Linked DNA regions of Homo sapiens: all the other regions are linked to region 3. Evidence: read pairs that join two places in POLR2A ChIA-PET (ENCODE). Cell type or tissue: CD4-positive, alpha-beta T cell. All regions are shown on one strand.

What was found. Peaks named below come from ENCODE experiments on the same cell type or tissue, not always from the same donor. Only the 100,000 strongest peaks of a DNase experiment are listed, where the experiment ranks them.
Region 1: POLR2A ChIA-PET joins it to region 3 with 7 read pairs; 3 of 35 experiments call an interaction of 5 or more read pairs at or near these places.
Region 2: POLR2A ChIA-PET joins it to region 3 with 7 read pairs; 2 of 35 experiments call an interaction of 5 or more read pairs at or near these places.

What each region holds. Positions count from the first base shown.
Region 1 is chr19:21,464,543-21,468,542 of GRCh38, forward strand. No RefSeq gene overlaps it. Among named protein-coding and RNA genes, the nearest start is that of LINC00664, 17 kb to the right of the region's middle. In CD4-positive, alpha-beta T cell, no CTCF peak of the experiment used is centred here; no DNase peak of the experiment used is centred here.
Region 2 is chr19:21,634,976-21,638,975 of GRCh38, forward strand. It overlaps the pseudogene CPSF6P1. Among named protein-coding and RNA genes, the nearest start is that of ZNF100, 130 kb to the right of the region's middle. In CD4-positive, alpha-beta T cell, no CTCF peak of the experiment used is centred here; no DNase peak of the experiment used is centred here.
Region 3 is chr19:21,578,978-21,582,977 of GRCh38, forward strand. All of the region lies in intron 3 of LOC101929007 (a long non-coding RNA gene), which reads right to left. Among named protein-coding and RNA genes, the nearest start is that of ZNF429, 75 kb to the left of the region's middle. In CD4-positive, alpha-beta T cell, no CTCF peak of the experiment used is centred here; no DNase peak of the experiment used is centred here; H3K27ac peaks cover 1,311 bases.

The DNA of each region.
Region 1 (4,000 bases), 110 kb before region 3:
CCAGCTACTTGGGAGGCAGAAGCAGGAGAATCGTTTGAACCCGGGAGGCGGAGGTTGCAGTGAGCCGAGATCGAGCCATTGCACTCAAGCCTGGGGGACAAGAGTGAGACTTCTCTCAAAAAAAAAAAAAAAAAGAAAAAGAAAAAAAACTCTTTAACTTAAACACACACACAACTTCAGAGAAAACGTATCTGAGAATGTGAAACACCCAGCATTCATAGCCTGGCTGATTACTGTCAGTATCTCCCCTTTACTAAGCCGGTCTTTAAATGCTGGATTAGATGGCTGTTGTATAAATCCTCAGATATCACTTAAAAAAAAAAATCACAGGGCATAGAGAAAAGACAGGAAATATGTCCCACTTGAAGGAGCAAAATAATATCCAGAAATTGAATCTTAAGAAATGAAGTTTTTGCATATCTGATAAAGAATTCAAAATATTTGGCCGGGCACGGTGGCTCATGCCTGTAATCCCAGCACTTTGGGAGGCTGAGGCAGGTGGATCACAAGGTCAGGAGTTCGAGACCAGCCTGGCCAATGTGGTGAAACCTGGTCTCTACTAAAAATACAAAATAATAGGCCGGGCGTGGTGGCTCACGCCTGTAATTCCAGCACTTTGGGAGGCCAAGGTGGGCAGATCACGAGGTCAGGAGATCGAGACCATCCTGACTAATATGGTGAAACCTCGTCTCTACTGAAAAAAAATACAAAAAATTAGCCGGGTGTGGTGGCAGGCGCCTGTAGTCCCAGCTACTTGGAGGGTGAGGCAGGAGAATGGCGTGAACCTGGGAGGTGGAGCTTGCAGTGAGCCCAGATCGCACCACCGCACTCCAGCCTGGGCGACAGAGCGAGACTTCCATCTCAAAATAAATAAATAAATAATAATCATCATCATCTTAGAATGCTCAATGAACAAAAATAAAACACAAATAGACAACTAAATGAGATTTAGAAATAATGAGCGAAATATCAAAGATATAAAAACTTTTTTAAATTTTTAATTAATTTATTTTTTTTAGATGGACTCTCGCTCTGTTGCCCAGGCTGGAGTGCAATGGTGCGATCTCAGCTCACTGCAACCTCCGCTTCCCGGGTTCAAGTGATTCTCCTGCCTCAGCCTCCCGAGTAGCTGGGATTACAGGCACCTGCCACTGCGCCTGGCAATTTTTGTATTTTTAGTAGAGAAAGGGTTTCACCATCTTGGCCAGGCTGGTCTTGAACTCCTGACCTTGTGATCCACCTGCCACGGCCTCCCAAAGTGCTGGGATTACAGGCATGAGCCACCATGCCCAGCCAGCAGGCAGGTTTTCTTGTAGACGGAATGAAAGCAAGGAAAGCTGGAATGAGCTCAGCCCTATCAGGCACCCTAAAGGCTGCCTGGGGTTGCCTGCAAGGCCATCTAGCCTTCTGCTTCCTGGCAGGCTGGTCAAGCACTTATTCTGGTCTCTTTGAGACTTTGATTTCCTGGAAGGAGAGGGCCCTCCTTTCCACTGGACTGAGTGGCCAGGGCCATCCAGCTTCCCACCCTCCACTAACAACCATGGGGTGCCCTCCTGAGCACACACTGCCCAATTATGGCCCTTCTTAGGCAGGAGCTCATTTGTCTTACACTTTCAGCCTGCTGGGGCTTAGAAGTTATCAGTGCTGTTATTAAGATAGAGAAATGAGGGGGGAAAGTTGCTTTAAAAATCTTCCATAATCTTATTATGGAAATCACCAGCGCAGATGCCAGCACAGGTGGGGCTCCTGAGGATGCTGGGGGAGAGTTCCCAGCCTGTCCTGGCAGCCGGTCCTTGCCAGGGATGGCTCATGCCCCAGCTCCAGAGAGAAGCAGGTAGACATCTCTGCAAGGAGCTGCGGGCTGCAGCTCAGGACAGCCAAGCCCCACTGGTGGTGGAGTGGGGCTACATCCCATCAGGCTGTGTCTCTTCCACAGCAGACCCTTGGAGCCAGGAGGTGATTTACAGTGTGTGCAAGGCAGTAAGCTCCATCAGCTGCATGGCCTTCAGCACTCACTTCAACATTCACTTCAACTCTGATATCTCGCCACAGAAGCAGTGGGGACTGGCCTGTGCAGAAGCCCTGAAAGTGGGACAGAGCCTCATGTGGCCGGGCGGCAGGTGGGGCAAGGAGGGGTTCTGAGTCCTCGGTGCTGGTTGGCCTGTCTGCCCATCTGAGCACTGCTCCCTGGGAGTGTGCTCTGCAGGCCTCCTAAAGGAGGGCTGTGAGCTCATCACTGAGGCCCTGAGCACCTCCTTGCTCCTCCCCACTACATTACCGGTGACTATGCTGAGGTGGGCCTCGAGCACCCTCTGGGCTGTGTCATCAAACGTCTTTGGACCTGGCCTGGCAAATGAGGGATGGCAAATGAGGAGTCTGGAGTTTCATTGTCACCCTCTATGGTAGCAGGAAATGGGAGAGTCCAGGCCTGCAGGACTGGAACCCTATCGAGGGAGTTAAGAGGCTGTTCACTTCCCCTCCGGGCCCCATGTGGAGGAGTGGATGGAGTCTAGGGAGACACTGGGGAGTCACTTGTTTTGTCTGGGCTTCCCCTAGTTCCACCCTTTGTTAACCATTTCCTTGGGAGAGTTCAGGAAACTCCTGTGCTCTAGTGAGGCGGGACCTCCCCTCACAGGGTATTGGTGAGGAGGCGTTCTGAGACTCTGAGTGAGAAGCTACCACAGTGCCTGACAAGTACCTGTGGGAGCTGTCATCCTCTGTAACCACCATGTGGCCTTGTAGTGTTCAGGCTGCCTGTCCTGTCCTAAGGCTTGGTGGGGCTTTTGGGGGGTCAGCTGCTTTAGGGTCCCACTCTCTCCTCAAAGTGGCTGTTTTTGTGTTTGTTTGTTTATGGGTTTTAAAACACTTAATATTTCATTTATAGTAGTTTCAGGCTTGCATGTGTGTATTTGTATAGATTTTATTAGAAAGAAAAGGACTTAAGACAACATTTTTAGAAGGTCTCCGTGGCGCATAGAGTTCCATGTCACAACAGCTGATGTTGACCTCCTTCTGTTGCCTTTGTGCAAAGTATAAATAGAAAGTGCAAGCCAGAGGTGCCGAGGCTCAGTGTCTAGAGCTGAGCCACTTGGGCTTGCTTGCTGGCCTGCAGCCACGTGGACTCTGGGTGTGAGGTGTTGCCCATCCTGGATCAACAGCCCCCACCCCTCTCCCCAGGTCCTGAGTAACCAACACAAGGCAGTGCTAATGAGCAGGTGAGAAATGGACATCGAGCACCCCAATACCACCCAGGAAGATTTGAATGGCATTTGGACTCAGGCTGTGTGGGGGTAGGGGCTGTGTGGGGGTAGGGGCTTGTCATGGTGCCACCCACAGATGCCCCTGCCCTATGCTGCTTCCCCAGCAGCCAGCTGTCCATGGCCCTGAGCCTGTCACACCATGCCTGCTACCTCACGCTGTTCATGTTTGATGAAAACCATCCCAAGATGGTGCTGCTGGATGTGAGTGCTGGAAAGGGGGCAGCACCATTGTCCTAGGAGATTATGAGCTGACCAGATCCCTACTGACTGCCCCCCAGGACAAGTGGGGGCTGGTGCTGCATTGAATGATGCCCCCCCCAGGAGATGTGTTTGCATTGGCTCAATGAATATACAATGCAGAGGCATAAATGAAGACATGTGAATGGTGTATGTGGACATCAGCTTGCAGCTGGGAAAAAGGTGCCTCTCAGGTCCCTCATTCTTCCCAGCAACTGTAGAATGTGTCCATGCCAATGAGTGTATAGATCTGTCCTTCTTAACTTGTACACAACTCCAGGTCAGTTCCGAGTGAATGACATGCAGATGGGATTTCTCGAGTCATTTGTATGCTTCATATTATGGCTGCTGCTTTTGCTGCCACTACCCCCAGACCCAACCTGGTTTGAAGTTCAGGCTTTAAGTAAAAAAGATCGAGGGCCTCCTTGTGTTCTGGGATGGAAAGTCAGAGACCTGTGGTAGGGCTAGGGTTTTGGGTACACTTTAGTTTTGTGGCAGGATGA
Region 2 (4,000 bases), 56 kb after region 3:
CTCCTTTACCCATATCATCACCAACAGTTGGTGGGAGAGTATCCATGTAATCCCAGTCTTCTGTGGCATCTCCATTATTTGCAGATGGAGATATGACACAGTCATACAAATCTATCTGGCCATACCCACGATATTCAGCTTCCTGGTTTAACTCTTCACCCACATCTCGTAAATGTCTATGTGGTCCACGCTGTCTGCCATCTTCCCTCAGCCTCGGCCACTGCTGCTGCCGCCACCAAATAAGTACATTTTTGATGGTGACAGAGTAATATCAATGTCTAAAGTTTTGGTCTATCTCTCAAAATTGAGAAGTTGACCAAAAGGGAGAAATTGTTAAATTAATTATGCCTAAAGCTGCCCCCTTTCCTGTTTAACTTTGGTCACTAGGTTTTTTATACATAGTAAACTGAAATCTAACTGGGTATATAAATAGACCAACCAATTATTGTACAAACCTCTGTGTTTTTGCCAATAAAAGAACATCAAGTGTTCAAATCATGATTAAATAAGGCAAATCCCAACCTGTAATCAATCTGGCTGTTTCTGTATCTCACTTTCATTTTCTGTATGTCACTTTGCTTTTGCTGTTTATAAATCTATTTTCATCATGTGGCTGTGTTAGATTCTCTCTGAGCCTACTCTGGATCCACAGCCTACCCAATTTGCAAATCATTCCATGCTCAATTGATCTCTGTTGCTCACGTCTGGGAGCACTTTGGGGGGCTGAGGCAGGTGGATCACGAGGTCAGGAATTCAAGAGCAGCCTGACCAACATGGTGGAACCCTGTGTCTACTAAAACTACAAAAATCAGCTGGGTATGGTGGCGCATGCCCATAATCCAGGTACTCAGGAGGCTAAGGCAAGAGAATCGCTTGAACTGGGGAGACAGAGGTTGCCGTGAGACAAGATCACACCACTGCACTCCAGCCTGGGTGACAAAGCAAGACTCCATCTTTAAAAAAAAAAATTAATGTATCTAAAGGTTTTTTCTTTTAAAAGATTTCAAATATTTTCTATGATGAAAACTAATAATGTGCCATTGGACTTTGATTTTCTAAACTCATCCCTCAGCTATTTCTCCAAATTATTTTATGTCTTTACAAAATGCTTCTCCAGTTTCTTTCTTTCCTTCCTTCCCTCCTTCCCTCCCTCCCTCCCTTCTTTCTCTCTTTCTTTCTTTTCCTTCCTTCCTTCTTTCTTTCCTTCTTTTGACAGGGACTCACTCTGTCATCCAGTCTTGATTGCAGTGGTGTAACTACTCATAGCTCACTGCAGACTTGACCTTCCAGGTTTAAGCTATCCTCCTGCCTCTGCCACCTAAGTAGCTGGGACTATAGGCATGCACCACCATGGGTGGCTAATTTCTTCATTTTTGTCATGGAAACAGAATCTTACTATGTTGTTCAGGCAGCACTGGAACTCCTGAGCTCACATCATCTCCCATCTCATCCTCCCAAAGTGCTAAAAATACAGGTGAGAGCCACCATGTGCTTCTGCAATTTTTGTGAGGATTATTCCCAATGATAAAAAGTACTCTATGAGCACAAATCTAAAAGGAATCTGACTTCTTCTGTAGAAGTGTCACTCTCCAGGATTTCAAGAGTCTAGGGCAGGGCAGCTACTTTAGTAGTGTGATCTATGGAGGTGTATGGGCTTTGGAGTCAGATAAAGTTGATCCTGAGTCTCAGCCCAGCCACTTAGTAGCTGTAGGTCTGCACAAGTTTCTTGATGTGGAAGAGTTCTATATACCACATATGTAAAAAAGGTAGAATATTACAAATTGTAAAATGATTGCAAAATGACAACATTTTTTCATCCTACTTGTATCTATGCCCATAGCCAGGTGCTTTTACAGCTGTTTCCTTAAGATCTGGAATCTGTTTTCAAAACCCTATATCTGGCTGCCCTTATTTGCTCAGGTCAGTAGAAACCTGTGAACATGACAGTGGGCCAGTTTGGGGCCCAGGCTCAAATGGTATTGACTGCTTCTATTTTTCTTTTAGAATGCTGCCATCTCCATGAATAATGCCCATGTTAGCCAGCTGGAAAATAAGATACCATGAGGAGGAGAAGCAAGGTGCCGCTGTTGACAGGCCCAGAAGAAGAAACTCACCCCCAGAAGCAGAGCTGTCTAGTCAACAAGCAGCTGATGATACATGTCTGAAGGAGCTCAGCTGAGACTGGAAGAATGGCCCCACTCAGCTCGGCCTAAATGGCTGATCATTTCAATTATGAACTAATAAGTTTTGGATGATTTGTTATGCTGCAATAGCTAACTAATACATGCACCCAGTACAGATAGGTTGCCAGGATTCAGAGACAGGTTGACTACCAGTTGGCTTCTAACAGTGGACACCCTCTAGGTACTGATTTCTTCCCCTGATTTAAAGTTTGATGTTTTGTGAGAGAATTTGGGTAATGCAGAAATACCTGTAGACATGTATGCATGTGATTGGTGCTTAGACTCACATAGTCCCCCACACCACAGGAGAAAACAGATAAATACAGCCTGACCATTAGGGCCAAGACCAAATAGCAAAATATGTTTGCTTTTAATCTATTTTCTCCATCTCTAAATACTGGAGTTCAAGTGTGTGGACAGAACTGAAGACAGCTGTTTTTCTCCTGTAGCCCCATCATCTTTTGTTCACTATCTGGTCTCTAAAAGAAAGGTGGGCAACAGGTGACCAGCAGTTGCTTATTACCTGTGGCTATTTTATTCCTACTGCCTATATGCTCTTAATTTTATACTTTATTATCTAGAAAAGTGTCATATGTATATTGGTGTTGTGGGCCTTATGCTATTCTCTTCTCTCAGAGTTAGAGAATATTTTAGAGAATATTTCTGTGTTAAAAATTATTGGAGAATTTCAGTCATTTCTATTAATCAGAACCAATTCTCTTTACTCTGTCATTTTATTTTAATTCAAATGATAAATTCTGCTCATGACCATTTGGTAAATATATGTGTGTCTGTGTGCTTGCGTTTTTCAGGAGCCATTGTCATTTAGGGATGTGGCCATAGAATTCTCTCTGGAGGAGTGGCAATGCCTGGACAGTGCTCAGCAGGGTTTGTATAGGAAAGTGATGTTAGAGAACTACAGAAACCTGGTCTTCTTGGGTGAGAATAACTTTAATACACAATTTCTAATATACCCTAAAGGTTTCCTTTCTCTTTTTTTGTGGAATGATTTTTGGTAATTTACGCTTTGCATAAATGAGTTTCTGATCCATTTTTTCAAAAAAATCTTGAGACTTTGTCTGTGTGGAAAAGAAGGTATTCAAGATGTCTCATCTTGACCTGAACTTTCCACATTCCTGAGCTGGTCTGTATCCTTCACTCTAGATTAGTGGTAATTCCAGAAATGTAGTGGCATAAAATATTGTTGCCCATGTTTTTAGGCCAGGCACGGTGGCTCACTCCTGTAATCCCAGCACTTTGGGAGGCCAAGGTGGGCAGACCACGAGGTCAGGAGTTTGAGACCAGCCTGGCCAACAAAGTGAAACCTTGTCTCTACTAAAAATACAAAAATTAGCCGGGCATGGTGGCACATGCCTGTAGTCCCAGCTACTCATGAGACTGAGGCTGGAGAATTCATTTGAACCCAGGAGGCAGAGGTTGTAGTGACCCGAGATCGTGCCACTGCACTCCAGCCTGGGCAACAGAGCAAAACTCTGTCCCACTCCGCCCCAAAAAAAAAAGTATTTATATATAGTTGCCCGTATTTTAAAATCTATTCATCAGCATCATGAGTACCGGGTAGTGAAATTAAGGACCTACAAATTTAAAATATTTTCTAAACATTTAGAAATTTCATTAGTATTTTGAGATTAATTTTGGGAATATTCTATTACCTCCTCTTTACTAAGCATACTACTAGGTTGGTAATTGGAGAATAAGAGAAAGATTCAAGTTATTCATTTCTAATAAAGCAGGTATTGCTGTCACTAAGCCAGACCTGGTCACTGTCTGGAGCAAGGAAAAGAGCCCGAGAATAT
Region 3 (4,000 bases):
TGCAGTGCCGTGATCTCGGCTCACTGAAACACCCACCTCCCCGGTTCAAGCCTCAGCCTCCCGAGTGGCTGGGACTACAGGCATGTGCCACCATGCCCAGCTAATTTTTTGTATTTTTAGTAGAGATGGGGTTTCACTCTGTTAGCCAGGATGGTCTCGATCTCCTGACCTTGTGATCTGACTGTCTCAGCCTTCCAAAGCACTGGGATTACAAGCATGAGCCACCGCATCCAGCAGTATGTTTTTATTTTTTATTTTCTTGAGAAAGAGTCCCACTCTGTCACCCAGGCTGGAGTGCAGTGGTGTAATTTTGGCTCACTGTAACCTCCACCTCTTGGATTCAAGTGATTCTCCTGCCTCAGCCTCCCAAGTAGCTAAGATTACAGGTGTGTGCCAGCACACTCCACTAATTTTTATATTTTTAGTAGAGATGGTGCTTTGCCATTTTGGCCAGGCTGGTCTTGAACTTCTGACCTCAGGTGATCCACCCACCTCGGCCTCCCAAAGTGCTGGGATTACAGGCATGAGCCACCGCGCTCGACCAGGCCTAAGTTTTATACTCTACCTCAGACTTTTATCATTTTGGCAGTTATTGGACACTAAGTCAAATACTAACAAAGTGAGCCAGTGATTCGCATTTAGCTATTGTTCCTTGTCTATAGCACCTTGGGTAGGAACCCTATGGGAAGATCAAGGCAGGATAAAGCCTTCCTTGGGATGCTGGCCATAACACTATCACAGCAGCGATGAAATCTTACCTTCTACCACTCCCATCCACTGTGTCTTCTGTTGTTAACTAAACATTCAGCTCCTTTCTTGGGGTGGAATGCCTTTTAGTTTATTCTACACCTTGACTGTCACAGGGGGTCAGTAATAGGGGAGAACACAAGTTTCTGGTTAGATAAATCTGGGTCGAATTCTACTTTTGCCACTATTAGTAGAGTTACCCCTAACAAAACATTTAGCTTTTCCAGTGAAGCCTCTGTTTACTCATCTGTGGAGTGGGACTTATAATGTCTACTTGTGTGGGTTAAGAAGACAAGAATTCATTAACCTATTTCCCACTTGCCCTGAGAACACTCATGTTTCTAATCCTAATGTGACATCATATACATTTCTGTTACATTAGGACTAGAGACAAGTTTTGTTTAGAAATAACTTCACAAACAGTTTTTATATTTTATTTTCAAGATAAAAATCATTCAGATTTGCTTCAGCTTCAAGGAGGATGTTTATGTAAAATTAAATGAGCACTGGCAACCAGCTGCACCTTTTCTTCTAAACGGGAAATGGGTTAAGTGGTTTAGATGGCTCTCAGCCTCAAAGGGCTGAAGACAGAAACTCTAGGCTCAATTTCCAGAAATGGCTCTCAACACCACATAGAGCTGGTCCATCAGAGGAGCTCCTGCTTCATCCAAAGGCAGGAAGCACTAAATCAGAAGATTGCCTTAGAGTTAGGAAGTCAATGCTGGACTCAAGCCCACAAAATGTCCTCGTCCTGCCTATCTCTTTGCTCGATTCAAAATCCCATTCATGTGGAGCTAATTGGAGAAATCAAAATCACATTTTTTTTTTTTTGAGATAAAACAGACAAAAATTTCTGCTCTTGAGAAATGTATATTTTAAGATGAGACTTGTTAAAAGAGACCTCTGTCTTATTTTGTATGTATGTAGAGCCATGGAAGTCTAGAGCTTTGATGTATGATGAATATGTGTTTCAATCTTCTCTGTTCTATAATCTTGGGCAGCTATTTTAACTTCTTTGAGCCTCAGCTTTCTCAATCCTAAAGTGAAGATACAAATTCCTATCTTATCCTCAATCAGTTAAATGTAGAATTAACTATATGATCCTGCAAGTTCATCCTTAGGTTACATACCCAGGGAAAATGAAAGCATACATCCACACAAAAACTTGTATGTGAGTGTTCATAGCTGCAGTATTCATAATGGCCAAAAGTAGAAACAAGTCAAATGTCTGTCAATTAATGAATAATTAAGCAAAATGTGGTATATCCATACAATGGAATATTATTCAGCAATAAAAAGGAATGAAGTACCAACACATGTTAAGACATGGATGTACCTTTCACGTAGCATATTATGTGAAAGCCAGACACAAAAGGTCACATTTTCTATGTTTTCATTTATATAAAATGTTTAGAATGTGCAAATCCACACTCAGAAGTTAGATTAGTGATTGCCTAGGACTGGAAGCCAGGGAGTAATTAGGGTGTCATGGTTAAGGGGCGTAGAATTTCTTCTGAGGGTAATAAAACTGTTCTAAGATAGATTCGATTTTAGTAGTGATAGATGAACAACTCTGTGAATTTACTGAAAGCCATTAAATTGTACACTTTAAATGAGTGATTTTTCTAGTATGCAAATTATATTTCAAAAAAGTTGTAAGAAGAAAAAGTTCTACCATGTAGGGTTCTTTGAAGATTAAATAAGCTAGGAATACAATATACCTAGTGTACCTAGTATACATAGTGCCTGGCATTTGGTAGGTGTTCAAAATATGCTAACATTTATTCTGTTGGTAATCCTTAACAGGCTGGTTTATACAAAAGCTTACAATTATGTTCATTGTTAACATAATACTGATGTATCCTTTCGTAATCAATGTGTGCCTTGAGCAGATAGCCCTTCTTTACCCTCAGTTCCAGCCCTTTCTTTGCTTCTTGAAATTTTACGTGTATCACAACCCAGCTCAGATGTCACCTTTTCAAAGCCTCCTTGTTGGTTCAGCTAAAAATCCTGGGCTTTCTGTATAGCATCCCCAACAAGGGGCATTCAGAGGCAAGCTCTGGTCACCATCTGGCTTGTTTCCAAATTATTTGTGAATGCACCACCTGTCCCTGTGTCCTGCCCTCTGTTTCTGGCATGGTGGCACCTGGCACAGAGGGAGTGATCCTGTAAGGAATGTGTTCACAGCACATGTGCTCTGAGTCCCTTGGCACAGCACCTATGGTGGGCAGAATTCTGAGATGATTCTCCTGACCTCTGCCCCCTGGTGTTAATGCTATAATTATGTGACATGGCAAGAGAAATTTTGTGGATGTCATTAAAGTTAGTAATCAGCAGACCTTATGCTAGGGAGATGGGTGGGCCTAACCTAATCACAGAAGCCCTTTGAAAGCAGAGTCTTCTTTGGCTAGAAAAGGCCATCAGAGGTTCATAGTGGGAGACAGATTTGACTTGAGGCTGGTTTTCAGTTACTGAGTTGGAGGGGTCCCTGAGACAGAACTGAGAACAGTCTCTAGGAGCAGAGAGCAGCACCTTGGCTGGCAGCTATAAAGAAGGACCTGGGTCCGGGCGCAGTGGCCCATGCCTGTAATCCCAGCACTTGGGAGGCCAAGGCAGGTGGATCACCTGAGGTCAGGAGTTTGAGACTAGCCTGGCCAACATGGTGAAACCCCGTCTCTACTAAAAATACAAAAATTAGCCAGGCATGGTGGCAGGTGCCTGTAATCCCAGCTACTCGGGAGACTGAGGTAGAAAAATCGCTTGAACCTGGAGGTGGAGGTTGCAGTGAGCTGAGATTGGGCCACTGCACTCCAACCTGGGCAAGAGAGCAAGACTCCATCGCAAAAAAAACAAAAAAAAGAAAGACCTGGTTACTACAATTGCAAGGACCTGAATTCTGCCAATGACCTGAATGAGCTTGGAAGTGGATTCTCCCCAAGAGCCTTCAGAGAAGGGCCCAGCCCAGCCAACACCTTGACTTTGGCCTTGTGGGACCCTAAGCAGGGAGCCCGGTTAAACCCACCTGGACTTCTGACTTATAGAACTATGAGGAAGTCAATAGGGATTATTATAAACTGCTACATTTGTCATAGTTTGTTGTGCTACAGTAGAATACAAATATATCCCTCATCTCTGGAGAGCAGTTTTATTCCTATTTTACAAGTGAGGAGACCCAGAGGGGTGAAGTCACTTGCCCAAGATTGCACTGCACATGAATGACAGGGCTGAGCTACAGCCTAGGGCAGGAGTCAAC